Linked DNA regions of Homo sapiens: region 2 is linked to region 1. A link is a contact called in ENCODE Hi-C or POLR2A ChIA-PET data. All regions are on one chromosome and are shown on one strand. The core of a region is the stretch at or near the end of the contact, and the rest is flanking DNA. Distances in the headings are between cores, read along the strand shown.

Region 1 (6,721 bases), core at 1,535-4,034:
AAAAGAAAAAAAAATTTAGCCAGGCAAGCTAAATTAGTAGGTGGCAGGCCTGTGGTCCCAGTTACTTGGGAGGCTGAGACAAGAGGATAGCTTAAGCATGGGTGGTGGAGGCTACAGTGAGCTGTGTTCCTGCCACTGCATTCCAGCCTGGGAGACAGGGAGAGAGAGAGAGCCTTTTTTTTTTTTTTAAATTTTTTTCTTTTTTTTGAGACGAGGTCTCGCTCTGTCGCCCAGGCTGGAGTGCATTGGTACAATCTTGGCTCACCACAACCTCCTAGAATTGCTAGGTTCAAGCAATTCTCCTACCTCAGCCTCCTGAGTAGCTAGCATTACGGCAGGCGCCATCACACCAAGCTAATTTTAGTGTTTTTAGTAGAGATGGGGTTTCACCATGTTGCTCAGGCTGGTCTCAAACTCCTGACCTCGTGATCCGCCCGCCTCGGCCTCCCAAAGTGCTGGGATTACAGGCGTGAGCCACCGCGCCTGGCCAGAGAGACCCATTTTAACCACACAAGGACCCAGCTAAAAAACTTCCCCTGGTTCTGTCACCATCAGAGGAAGCCTGAGCTCCTACATCTCTGTCCTGCACTTTTTCACTTTAGTAACGACCCTCCAGGCTCGGTAGCTGATGCCTGTAATTTCAGCACTTGGGACGCTTGAGGCAGGAAGATTGCTTGAGTGCAGGAGTTTGAGATCAGCCAGGGCAACACAGCAAGACAACATCTTTACAAAATATTTAAAAATCAGCTGGGTGTGGTGGCACGCATCTGCAGTCTTAGCTACTCGGGAGGCTGAGGTGGGAGGATCACTTCAGCACAGGCAGTTGAGACTTCAGTGACTCGTGATCGTGTCACTGTACTCCAGCCTGGGTGACAAAGTGAGACCCTCTCTCTCAATAAATAAATTAATAGGCACCTCCTTGTAGTTACTGGCCTCCTCTCCTTTGATTCCCCCCTCTCCCTCACTCCACCCTGTTAGTCTGAATGTTAGTCATTCTTCAAGACACATGCAGAAAGTATTCCCTGATCCCTTCCAGGCTCCACACCCAACAGCATGGCCTAAATGCCCGGCTCCTTCCTCGGTGCTCCATCTTAGCTCACATTCCTTACCACACTGTTTTGAAAGTATCTTGACTGTCCCTTCTCCTCAACTGGCTAACTTCTAGAGAGCAGAAACATGACTGCTTGGAAGGTCATTAAAAATTCAAATCCTGAACATTTCTTAATCCTGCGGATATGAATCAGTGACTCTTAAAAGCAAAATGTTATTTATCATTAAATATTAACAATATAATCACATTTTCTTGCATCTCTGGCAAGTTTCTTGGTACAACAATTTTAAGGAACAGACTCTTAGTTTTTTTTTTGAGATAGAGTCTAGCTCTGTCGCCCAGGCTGGAGTGCAGTGGCACGATTTCGGCTCACTGCAACCTCCGCCTCCCGGGTTCATGCCATTCTCCTGCCTCAGCCTCCAGAGTAGCTGGGACTACAGGTGCCCGCCACGATGCCCGGCAAATTTTCTTTTTCTTTTTTTTTTTTATTTGTAGTAGAGACGGGGTTTCACCGTGTTAGGGAGGATGGTCTCAAGCTCCTGACGTCATGATCCGCCTGCCTTGGCCTTCCAAATGCTGGGATTACAGACGTGAGCCACCGCACCCGGCCGGAACACACTCTTTAACAGCAGTTAAAGCCGCGCAATGGCTCACGCCTATAATCCCAACACTCTGGGAGGCCGAGGCGGGAGGATCACTTAAGGCCAGGAGTTTCACACCTGCCTGGGCAACACTGTGAGATCCCATGTCGAAAAAAATAATAAATAAAAACAAAGCAGTTCTAGGTTTAGAGGGGGGAAAGCAGCTCTCCAGGCCAAAAACCAACTCCCAAGGTGCTCCGGTAAACTCGTCCTGGGAAAATTTCCTACCTAATCTCAAAGGCAAAACGAGCCCACGGGCGCCCACGACACATTTCCCAACCGCAAGGATTGGTCACCCGCGCTGAGACACCGCCAGCTGCCTATGACCTAGCCTCCAAAGCGGCAGAGTCCCTCCCTCTCTCTCCCTAAACTGCCGTGATGGGCATCCCTCGGCTCTCCTCCCAGACGGTTCGGAAGCAGGGACTTCTGCTCCTAACCCCGGCCCCGCAGCCTCGCCCTCAGCCACGGGGTGGAAGTCAGGACCACAGGCTTCAAATCCCCTCCCAACTCCGGGACACTTCTGCCCCCTAGGGTGACGTGGGATCAAGTCCCCGCGCCCCTGCCGCGGCCGGGGGCTGTGGTCTGGGTCCGAGCGTCCCATACCAGCGCTTTCCGGGGAGGTTGTGGGAGGGGCCCCGTGCGACCACAGACGCTGCTTCGGAGCCAGCGGCCTGGACGGAAGGTGGGAGCCGGGGCGAGGGGAGCCGCCGGAGAGGGAGGCGGCCAGGAAATGCTCCGCGTCAGGCCGTCGGGGCTCGGCTGGCGCTGGAGATCCCGGCAACTAGCGTCTGGGACGGAGAGGCCGCACTCTGAGGATTAAGGGAGCCGAGGGCGGCCTGGAACGGGGAAGGCGGCGCTGACGGAGACGGAATGTGGGACGAAGGACAGCGGGAGGCACCGACGCGCAACTGCCCCAGCCGCGCGGATGGCACGGACCGACCGCCCTGCCACCCCCAGCCCGAGACGCCCCGCCGCCCCGCTCCTGTAGCTGAGAGCCGAGCAGCTCTCAGCCCCAGTCCGTCCGCTCCGTACCTCGCCCGCGTCTCCGCCGGCGTCCAAACCACCGCTCGCCCGCTTCGCCCGGGTAGGTCTGGGCTCCGCGGCCAGCTCCCGCCTCACACCCACCCTCCTGCTCGCCCCGCCCCCGGCACCGCCAGCGAACGCACGTTACGCGCGGCGCGTAAACGTCACTTCCGGGGCCTTTGACTCTGGACGGGAGGAAGTGCGAGTGGATCCAAAGGGTCGAGCGGAGTGGGGTACCGCCCTGACGCCCAAGAGCAAATGGAAGAGGGCGGCCTCCGGGGTAAAGGTGGGGCGCTGGGGAGCCCCGGAGAAACCGGCGTTTCCTAGTCTGTCGCTCAGTCCCTGCTTCCGGCTTCCGACGCGCAACAGCTGGAGGGCGACGCTGGCTCCGCGGCGACTCCTGGGGCTGCGGCCGCGGTGGTAGCGCGAATGGGAGGTGGAGCGGAGCTACTGCGCCGAGGGACGCTTCAGAAACTCTGTTTCAGTCCTTCGCGGATCCTAGGATGTGACAGGTGTTCGAGTTAAAAGGTCTTAAGGCGATCGGTTGATCCAAAAGCAGCTGAATCTTTAGGAGGCCCAGGCAGGAGGATCGCTTGAGTCCAGGAGTTCGAGACCAGCCTGGGCCACAGAGCAAGGTCACCATCTCTACAAAAGAAATTTTACAAATCAGCCGGACATGATGGCGGGCACCTGTGGTCCCAACTACCAGGGAGGCTGAGGTGGGAGGATCGCTTGATAGCCCAGGAAGTTGACGGTGCAGAGATCCCTCCACTGAACTCCAGGCCGGGTGACAGCAGAGCGAGATCCTGTCTCAAAAAAAACATAACCGACATCCAGAAGTGAAATAAATTAGCCAGTGTCACAAAGTATTAATGGTTGAGTCACAAATTGAATCCTGTTTACCTGATTCTTTACGTGATTCCCATGTAAGGAATGTTAAAAACAGTAAATACTAATTCCTCTGCGTCCTGAATGCCATGTATGGCGTAACGTGCAGTCACAGCAAGAAAAAAAAGAAAATACTATGCTGTGGCTGTGAGATAGACCTGGGTTAAAATCCCAGCTTTGCTAATTGTCGCTGTAGTGTTCTTGGACAGGTTGCGTAATTTTTCAGTCTATTTTTTTTTTTTTTTTTTTTTTTTTTGAGACTCTCACTCTGTCGCCCACACTGGAGTTCAGTCGTGCGATCTCGGCTTACTGCAACCTCCGCCTCCTAGGTTCAAGCGATTCTCCCACCTCAGCCACCCAAGTAGCTGGAATTACAGGCACCCGCCACCACGCCCAGCTCATATTTTTTTTTTTGTATTTTTAGTCGAGACAGGGTTTCACCATGTTGGCCAGGCTGGTTTTGAATCCTGACCTCAAGTGATCCGCCCACCTTGGCTTCCCAAAGTGCTAGGATTATAGGTGTGAGCTACTGCGCCCGGCCCGAGTTTCTCAGTCTTTATTCATTATTGGTAAAGTAGGGATTAACTGATTCGTTTCTCAGATTCTTCCTAAGTGCCTAATGTGTGCTACGCTGAGGGTACAACAGAGTATAAAACAAAAGTAAGGCCAGGCGCAGTGGCTCACGCCTGTAATCCTAGCACTTTGGGAAGCCGAGGCGGGCAGATCACCTGAGGTCGGGAGTTCAAGACCAGCCTGACCAACATGGAGAAACCCTGTCTCTACTAAAAATACAAAATTAGCCAGGCATGGTGGCACATGCCTGCAATCCCAGCAACTTGGGAGGCTGAGGCAGGAGAATCACTTGAGCCCGGGAAGCGGAGGTTGCAGTGAGCTGAGATTGCGCCATTGCACTCCAGCTTGGGCAACGAGTGAAACTCCTCCTCAAAAAACAAAACAAAACAAAAAAACACAAAGTACCTGTGCTGAGGAGGTGGAGGAGGGAATAAACAATAATTATTTACAGTAGTACCTTGGATGGTGGTAATTGCTATTACCAAAAGACAGAATAACATTTACTTTAAAGCTCTTAACTGACTTTTGTGATTACAGAATCAGGCAACACACCATTCTATAAACCATTCTGTGAAACAGAATGAGTGTTTCTTTTTTTTTTTTTTTTTTGAGTTAGAGTCTCACTCTGTTGCCCAGGCTGGAGCACAGTGGTGCAATCTCGGCGCACTCCAGCCTCCAACTCCCTGGCTCAAGTGATCCTTCTGCCTCCACCTCCCTAGTAGCTGGGATGATAGGTGTGTGCCAGCACACCCAGCTAGTTTTTGGGGTTTTTTTGTAGAGACAAGGTTTTGCCATGTCGCCCTGGCTGGTCTCGAACTCCTGGACTCAAGCAATCTGCCCACCCCGGCCTCCAAAAGTGCTGGGATTACAGGCATGAGCCTAGACCCCTGGGCCCAGAATGAGTGTTCAATGGGCTGAGCAGAAGAGGTTGGTGCTAAAGACAGAAAAGGCCTGAGGAAAGCAGTAACAAAAACTGAATATCATTTCAAAGTTTCTTTGTGAAGGTTAAGCTAGAGAGGACTGGCCGGGCATGGTGGCTCACGCCTGTAATCCCAGCACTTTGGGAGGCCAAGGCAGGCTGATCACCTGAGGTCAGGAGTTTGAGACCAGCCTGGCCAACATGGTGAAACGCCACCTCTACTAAAAATACAAAAATTAGCCAGGTGGTGGCCTGTACCTGTAATCCCAGCTACTCTGGAGGCCGAGGTGATAGGATCACATGAGCCTGGCAGGTTGAGGCTGCAGTGAGCAGTGATCATGCCACTACACTCCAGCCTGGTTGACAGAGCAAGACCCTGTCTCAAAAAAAAAAAAAAACAAAAAAAACAAAAAACACAACCAAGAAGCTTGCAGCTTTAAAATAGACCGGAGCGGCCTCATGAGGTGACCTGAATAAAAGATGAGGGAGCCAGCTGTGCTGCTATGCAAATATCTGGGCAAGAATGTTCTAGGCACCGAGCAGCAAGAGGGAAGACCCTCCTGACACCGCTAACCTGTTTAGCAGTAGCAGGCTGGGGCACGGTGGTAGGATCATGGCTCACTGCAGACTCCAACTCCTAGGCTCAACCAATCCTCCCACCTCAGGCTCACAAGTAGCTGTGACTACAGGCAAGTGCCACCATGCCTGGCTGCTATTTTGCTGTTGTTGAGAATGTGTTTTTCCACGTTTTAGTGTTAAGTGACAGGAACAACAGAGGTTTTTTAAAAAAGACTTTCCTTGGCAAAATTAAAGGAGAACAGCACTATATCAGTCTTTCATCTTTTTTTTAATTGTTTTAAACTACTGAAAGAAGTCTGGTAACCACTGCTACACACCATGCCTCCTTCCCATGGCAAGGCTGAGCCCCGAAATCCGGATCTAAAGGTACTCTCCATATTGTTTTAGACTGCCCCCCCCTACCCAGTCTCGTATTGCGTAGGATAGCCAGGTGTGGTGGCACACGCCTGTAGTCCCAGCTATTCAGGAGGCTGAGGGGAGAAGACTACTTGAGCCAGGAGATTAAGGATGTAGTGAGCCATGATGGCCCTGGTGAAGAACAGCCACTGCATTCCACCCTGGGCAATAGAGCAAGACCCTATCTCCAAAAAAACAGCCCCCAAGAAACAAAAAAACACCTAAAAATTAAATAAATACTGTAATACCAGCATTTTGGGAGGTCAAGGTGGGAGGATTGCCTAAAGCCAGGAGCTTGAGACCAGTCTCGGCAACACAGCAAGATTCTCTCTCTCTCTCTCTCTCTCTCTCTCGCTCTCGCTCTCTCTCTCTCACTCTCTCTCTCTCTCTCTCTCCCCCCTCATATATATATAATGATGATAATATCACCCACATCAAGTAAGAGCAGTGGAAGCCCCAGTGCATCAGCACATATATATATTTGTGTGCGTGTGTGTGTACGTGTGTGTGTCTGTATACGTAGGTGTCTGTGCATGTGTGTATAATTAGATAAATAAAAATAAAACTTTGTTTTGTTTTGTTTTTTGAGATGGAGTCTCGCTCTGTCGCCCTGGCTGGAGTGCAGTGGCGCAAACTTGGCTCACTGCAACT
Region 2 (6,393 bases), core at 3,811-6,310, 6.2 Mb before region 1:
CTGGGAATTCATGTCCCCCACATTAAAAGAGCTGTACTTGTACCTGTGAGATGCCTCGAGTGGAGCTGTAGGAACTGGTAATGGCATTGCGGCTGGAGCTAGGGATGCCACTTGCGTAAGCGCCTGTCAAGGAGCTCATGGAAGAGCTTCGGGATCTCTTATTCAAGTGGTCATCTGAGCTCTGAGAATTGAGGCCTCTCTTCAGAGACCCAGGCCTAATAAAAGAGAAGACAGTTAGATGCTTTATTGAAGGCAAAATTCTTTTACGATTTCATCCACGGTCATGACATCTTTCTTAATAACATGAAGGGAAGAGAATAATGCTTTTAATTTTTACTGCTAACAATCTGGCCAAATCTATCTGACAAAGTCAGTAAGAAAAGCCAAATATTTAAAACTTAAATGTATGATTTCCATTTATAGAATATTCTGGAAAATGCATACCTATCTACAGTGACAGAAGACAGATCAGTGGATGCCTGGGAACAGGGGTGGAAGTAAAGAGAGGGATTACAGGCATGTGGGAACTTTTGGAGGTGAAGGATGTTCATTATCTTAGTGGTGGGATGGTTCCACAGGTGTATGTGTGTCAAAATGTCACATGCTTTAAACAAGTACGGTCTATTTTATGTCAATTATATCTCAACAAAGCTATTAAAAAAAAATCAGAGTTAAGAGGAACCCATCATTTTACTAAACCTCCAATGGAAACAGAAATCTCCTACGCATCTTTTCTGTAGGACAGTCATCCAACCTGTTACAATATAGACAACTCTCTCCTAGAGTGACCCACGTCAACCATGAACCAGTTTATTCTTACAGTGGATTACAGTGTATTTCCTCTTTCACCCACGGATCCTATTTGAAGTCAAACAGAGCAAGTTATTTTGCTTCTTTCAAGGGACAGTCCTTTGGTTTTTTGGAGACCATTGTCCTTCCCTCACTTATTTCTTTATTCCCCCTGAGACTTTTCTCCTCTGGGCTAATACTTCCATACCTCCAAAACCCCAACATCCACCACCACCCCTTTGGGCTGTTGCAAATCTCCTTAACATCTTCATTGCTTCACTGGGAATGAATTTCCGTTTGTGTACATCCTCCCTCGCAGTGCAGTACACTGATCTGACCACAGTGCTCCACGGACAGTGAGCAGAACTACGGAAGGCAGGAATACCATCCACCTGCCTCATTCTAGTCTTTCTTCTAACAGCACAGACCAGGAGCACTTTAGCTTTCCTGGCGGCCACATCACACTGCTGACTCAGATGAGGTACCTAAGGTATCCTAAGTCTTTCCACACATACTTTTGAGCCACTTTCCTTTCCACCCAATTCTTCCTCCAATTTGTTTTTAAACTGACATGTAGAAATTTAACATTTAGGTTTCATACTGTTTTATCCACTGCACAAACTTTGCAATCCTTCTGTGTATGTGCTTGGTTATTAAATATATTTATAAAACCTCTTAAGTCTCAGCATATTTCATCCATATTAATGCAAGAACATTAAAAGGAATTAGACAGAAGGCAGTTAACTGTGGCAAGTTACTCAAAACGTTCCTAATTTCAAAGACGTGAACCTGAACCAATTAAGCAATGCAAAAAACAAAGAGGAAAATCTATAGGGCAACAGCTCTGATCAGGCCTTTTTCCAAACAGTTGGTATTTCATCCGGATGGACTCCCACTTACTTAGGCACAAAAGAAGCGGGGACTCCATTGGCCACCAGGGGCTCAAATGCTGAATGTCCACTGCCACTGCTATCATGGCGCCTGCGACAAATCAAAAAAGTCTCAATGAAATGACATGACTTTTTTTGTCCCTTTAAAGTGTATTCTCATATTTCTGGGACCTTATACTATCTCTATGGAGCACAGATTCCATGATAGACCAGAAAATGGTTGTTTAAAATCCCTAAGCTTCTGAAAGGTAAATTTTTTTTTTTTCAGACAGAGTTTCGCTCTTGTTGCCCAGGCTGGAGTGCAATAGCACGATCTTGGCTCACTGCAACAAACCTCTGCCTCCTGGGTTCAAGCGATTCTCCTGCCTCAGCCTCCAGAGTAGCTGGGACTACAGGTATGCACCACCACACCTGGCTAATTTCTTAATTTTTTGTAGAGGCGAGGTCTCACTATGTTGCCCAGGCTGGTCTTGAGCAACTGGGCTCCAGCGATCCTCCCATCTTGGCCTGTCAAAGTGTTAGGAGTACAAGCGTGCAGCACCACACCCAGCCTTATAAAATGGTGTTTCCCTCAAGAGTCCCATGAGAGCAGGGATTTTGTCTTGTCCACCGCTCTATCCATAGCACTTGGAGTAGGGTCCCATACACAGTGGGTGCTCAATAAATGCTCAGCCACTTCAACTTCCTTTCTTTCTATACTTAGAAAACTATTTATTTATTCCATTTTCATTAGCTTATTCTATAAACCACATAAGGATTTTTTTTTTTTGGAGACAGTCTCGCTTTGTCACCCAGGCTGGAGTATGGTGGCAGTCTCAGCTCACTGCAACCTCCGCCTCCTGGGTTCAAGCAATTCTCCTGTCTCAGCCTTCCGAGTAGCTGGGATCACAGGCGCCCACCACCACATCCAGCTAATTTTTGAATTTTTAGTAGAGATGGGGTTTCACCATGTTGGCCAGGCTGGTCTCGAACTCCTGACCTCAGGTGATCCACCCGTGTCGGCCTCTCAAAGTGCTGAGATTACAGGCCTGAGCCACCTTGCCCTGCCAGGAAATTGGTTTTAACCTCATTACTGATAAATCTACCAAACTCTAGTTTTCATTTTTCTTTCACAAGCATTTCCTTCAGCACAATTAAGACACTGGAACATGGAACTGGTGGTTACCCAAGTAACTGAACACCACAAAATTCCGACGGGAAGACTTAGAGCCTTCTTTCTTGAAAATAAACTTTAACACATTTCTACAAAAGTATGAGGGTAGCGTGGCTAATAGCAGTCAGCTTATCTCTACTACTCACGGAAAAGGTAAATTACAACATCGATCTAACCTGTGCCTTGAAAAGAGCAGCATTAAAACCCTTGTTATTAGATTCCTCCATGTAAGCCAAAGAAGGGGGCCTACGAAGGCTCATAAACTGGAGATGGCCTCTGTATCTATATGGGAATGTCTACATCTCATCCCATAGGAGTCCAAGCGCGAAACCGGCTTAGTACTCTCCTGAGCCTGTTACCTTCTTTTATTTTCCTGGCCATCAAGGAATATTTGGTCTTCTTCCTCCACTGTCCTTTTCTTCTCCTTCTCTTTGAGGGCACTCAGTACTGTCTCCTTTGCACATGGGTCTGGGGCGTTACTTGATGGTGAGGACAGTGTTGAGCTGATTATCTGCTCTGGTCTACAATGAAAGACAAGATTCTAGCTGTAAGATATTTTAATTCCCATGCCATATAGCACAGACTTCAGAAACAAGAAATCAGAAGCTAACCAACAGGCCAAAGTATAATTTATACACTCACAGCAGTTCCCGTTAGCAAGTAAAGCTACTTTTTCGTTAAGAGCAAAAAGTGAAAAACAAAAGGGTTTACTAGAATTTGGTATTTCTCATCAAATAAGCAGCTTCGTCCTTTCTTTTCTGCGTTGTAGTCATGTCATAGGAACAACTGGAGAAGAATAAAGTGGACACGAAAAGGGAGAGTATTCTTCCAACGATAATACTCACATCGCAGAACGCGAAAATCTTCTGTCAGGAGGGGCGATCCTCACAGTCACTGGGCTACACACCATCCTGGAGTTGCGAGGGGACAGCACAGCCTTCTTGTGATAACCATTCCAGCACACGGTGGGAAGTACCCCCAGACAGGAATACTGGGCCTGATGGATCGGATAGCGTCTTCTAGGTGTTATTACAAACCGATTTGGTAAAGTCCCACAATCCCTGCAGAGAATGCGAGACAAATCACGGAACCAAAGCAAAAAAGAATGTCAAATTTTTAAACGGTTAAAAACCCACCAGTTCAGACATTTTCCAAAGAACTTAAGTCTCTTTCTAAGCAACACAGAACACGGTGTTTTTATGGCAACTTTCCCTTATTCCATCTAAGGCCAGAGAGTGACAGCTGCTTAACAGCTGTCTCAACAATGGATTTCAACAGTTTGAGAGGGAAAATCTAAATCTAGACTACATCTAGGCTGCACTAAAATTCGAGGAGTTTTTAGAACTGGAAAGAAGAGAATCGTTTTGGCAACACAACATCTCATTCCAAGAGTCAGAGGCCAGGAGACAGCTGGCACACACCAAGGTGTTAAGGAGGGCAAAACCACACACAATCCCCTTGGGACTTGATGAAAAAGCAAATCGGATTTAAAAGTCAAGTCCTCGATTTCAAGCCAGCCGAGCCAGAGGATGATCTGACAAAATCAGCGCATCTTACCGTGGGGAAGGCCTCCTGGAGGGTCGGAGAAGAGGAGTGGGCAGAGAGGGGTAAACGTGGTGAGCGCGATGGGTCGGCGGGGAGGGCGGGGGGGAGCGCGGCGGTGGGGAGCGCGGCGGTGGGGAGCGCGGCGCCGGGCGGGCAGGTGGGCGGCGGCCAGGCCTATCCCGCAGGTCCTGGCCCTCCGGAGCGGCGGCGGGCTGCGGCGGCCCGGGCTTGCCCAGGTAACTGCCCATGAGTAGCAGTTCCGCAGGGTCAGGTCCTTCGAGCAGGGTCCGCGGCTCTAGGAGGTTTCCGTTGGCTGTCGACTTGGCCAGAGGCGAAGCGAACAGTGTTCGCCGATGACGCGCCTTCCGAACGAAGGAGGACAAGGGGCGCCGATGACGCGCCTTCCGAACGAAGGAGGACAAGGGGCGCGAACCTCGGGGCTCGCGGCTCAGTCCCCACCAGGCCGCGGTAGCCCCCACGGTCAGCCAGGCCAGTGCAGCCGCAGCCGGCACGAGGTACAGTAAGAGGCCAACCAGCGACAGGCCCAGGAGCACCGCCCTGGCCGGCCCGCCGCAGCCCCGGCCCCGGCCGTCCCTGACACTCGCTATGGGCCGCCGCCGCTCGCCTGCTCCAGCCGCCGCAGCCGCCGGAGACATCGCGGCTCCGCGCCGCGGAGGAGACTTAAATATCCCAGCGTGCACCGCGCCGCGCGTCGCGTCATCGCGCGCCCTCTACGTCATGCGCGCGCGACTCCGGGAGACGCTACCGCCCGGCAGCGCCCGAGACCCAACTGGTTTGGAAAATGCCGCCTGCCTTTAACGCCTGTTTCTGACTCTTGAGGTTTTCCGCGTGGCTCCCAGCGCCACATCCATCCGGAGGCGATCCCGTGGAAGGATCGCGTCCAAGATAAAAGGGCCCGAGACCTATGCTTACGTAATTCCTAATCCGTGATCTTTTATGGGGGCTGAATTCCCCTCCAGCACAGCCTGTTACCAGGTACTTTTCACAAACGCTACTAGCGGTTGTGAGTCCCTCCCCCCTCCATTTCTATGTTACAAATTGAAAACGTGGGACGATTACCTACCAAATTTCACATCATGGCCCAGATATCGGGTGGATTTTGTGGCTCTGTGATCGACTTATACCTATGCTAAAGTTAACGGTCTGAGAAGGTAGATTAGTGGTTGCCTAGGGCTAGGGAGTGGGTTTGGGGGTGGGGAATAGAAAGTGACTGGTCATGGTTATAGGCTTTTTTGTAGCACCATAAAGATAGTTTAAAATTAGATTGTGGTGGTGATTGCACCACCCTATGATTTGCATGGTATGTGAATTATATCTTAATAAAGCTGTTTAAAAAGTCTGGTAGTCTGCCAATACACTTTGGTGTAGTTCAGTTTCCTCAGCCATTCATTCATTGATTTATTCATTCCATTGTTTATGTACATTAAAGAGATTAAGGGGGAAAATATAGGATCTCTGATCTTTAGAAACTGTTTAGTTAGGAAGATGTGTAAGTAGAAGATTGCAATTCAGGCCGGGCGCGGTGGCTCACGCCTGTAATCCCAGCACTTTGGGAGGCCGGGGTGGGCGGATCACAAGGTCAGGAGATCGAGACCATCCTGGCTAACATGGTGAAACCCCGTCTCTAATAAAAATACCAAAAAAAAAAAACTTAGCCGGGCGTGCCGCCTGTAGTCCCAGCAACTTGGGAGGCTGAGGCAGGAGAATGGCGTGAACTCGGGAGGCGGAGGTTGCAGTGAGCCGAGATTGCGCCACTGCACTCCAACCTGGGCGACAGACCGAGACTCCGTCTCAAAAAAAGAAAAAAAAATTGCAATTCAGTGTTATCAGTGTGATAACAGGAAAAAAAAATAAGAAGGCCAGGCGCGGTGGCTCGTGCCTGAATTCCAGCACTTTGGAAGGCCGAGGTGGGCGGATCATCTGAGGTCAGGAGTTTGAGACCAGCCTGACCAATATGGTGAAACTCCGTCTCTACTAAAAATACAAAAAATTAGC

The links. A loop is a pair of places that touch in the nucleus more often than their neighbours do. ChIA-PET counts read pairs that join two places held with the same protein, here RNA polymerase II (POLR2A). Pooled maps may share reads with other maps.
Region 2: a loop to region 1 is called in a pooled map, with 10 times the contacts of the local background. The contact joins the promoter of POM121 here to the promoter of RABGEF1 in region 1. A Hi-C loop is called at or near these places in 4 of 50 pooled maps. POLR2A ChIA-PET finds 5 or more read pairs at or near these places in 2 of 52 experiments (T-cell and activated T-cell).

The regions. Positions count from the first base shown.
Region 1 is chr7:66,736,796-66,743,516 of GRCh38, reverse strand. RABGEF1 (RAB guanine nucleotide exchange factor 1) reads right to left here and starts at 2,784. Exons shown (of 9, transcript NM_014504.3): 1 at 2,725-2,784. RefSeq lists silencers at 2,561-2,700, 2,721-2,990 and enhancers at 2,441-3,107, 3,121-3,170.
Region 2 is chr7:72,923,762-72,930,154 of GRCh38, reverse strand. POM121 (POM121 transmembrane nucleoporin) reads right to left here and starts at 5,060. Exons shown (of 13, transcript NM_001387691.1): 1 at 4,390-5,060; 2 at 3,678-3,893; 3 at 3,192-3,353; 4 at 1,690-1,770; 5 at 44-215. The coding sequence starts at 5,033. RefSeq lists enhancers at 2,719-3,918, 4,352-4,912, 4,913-5,474 and a silencer at 4,866-4,975.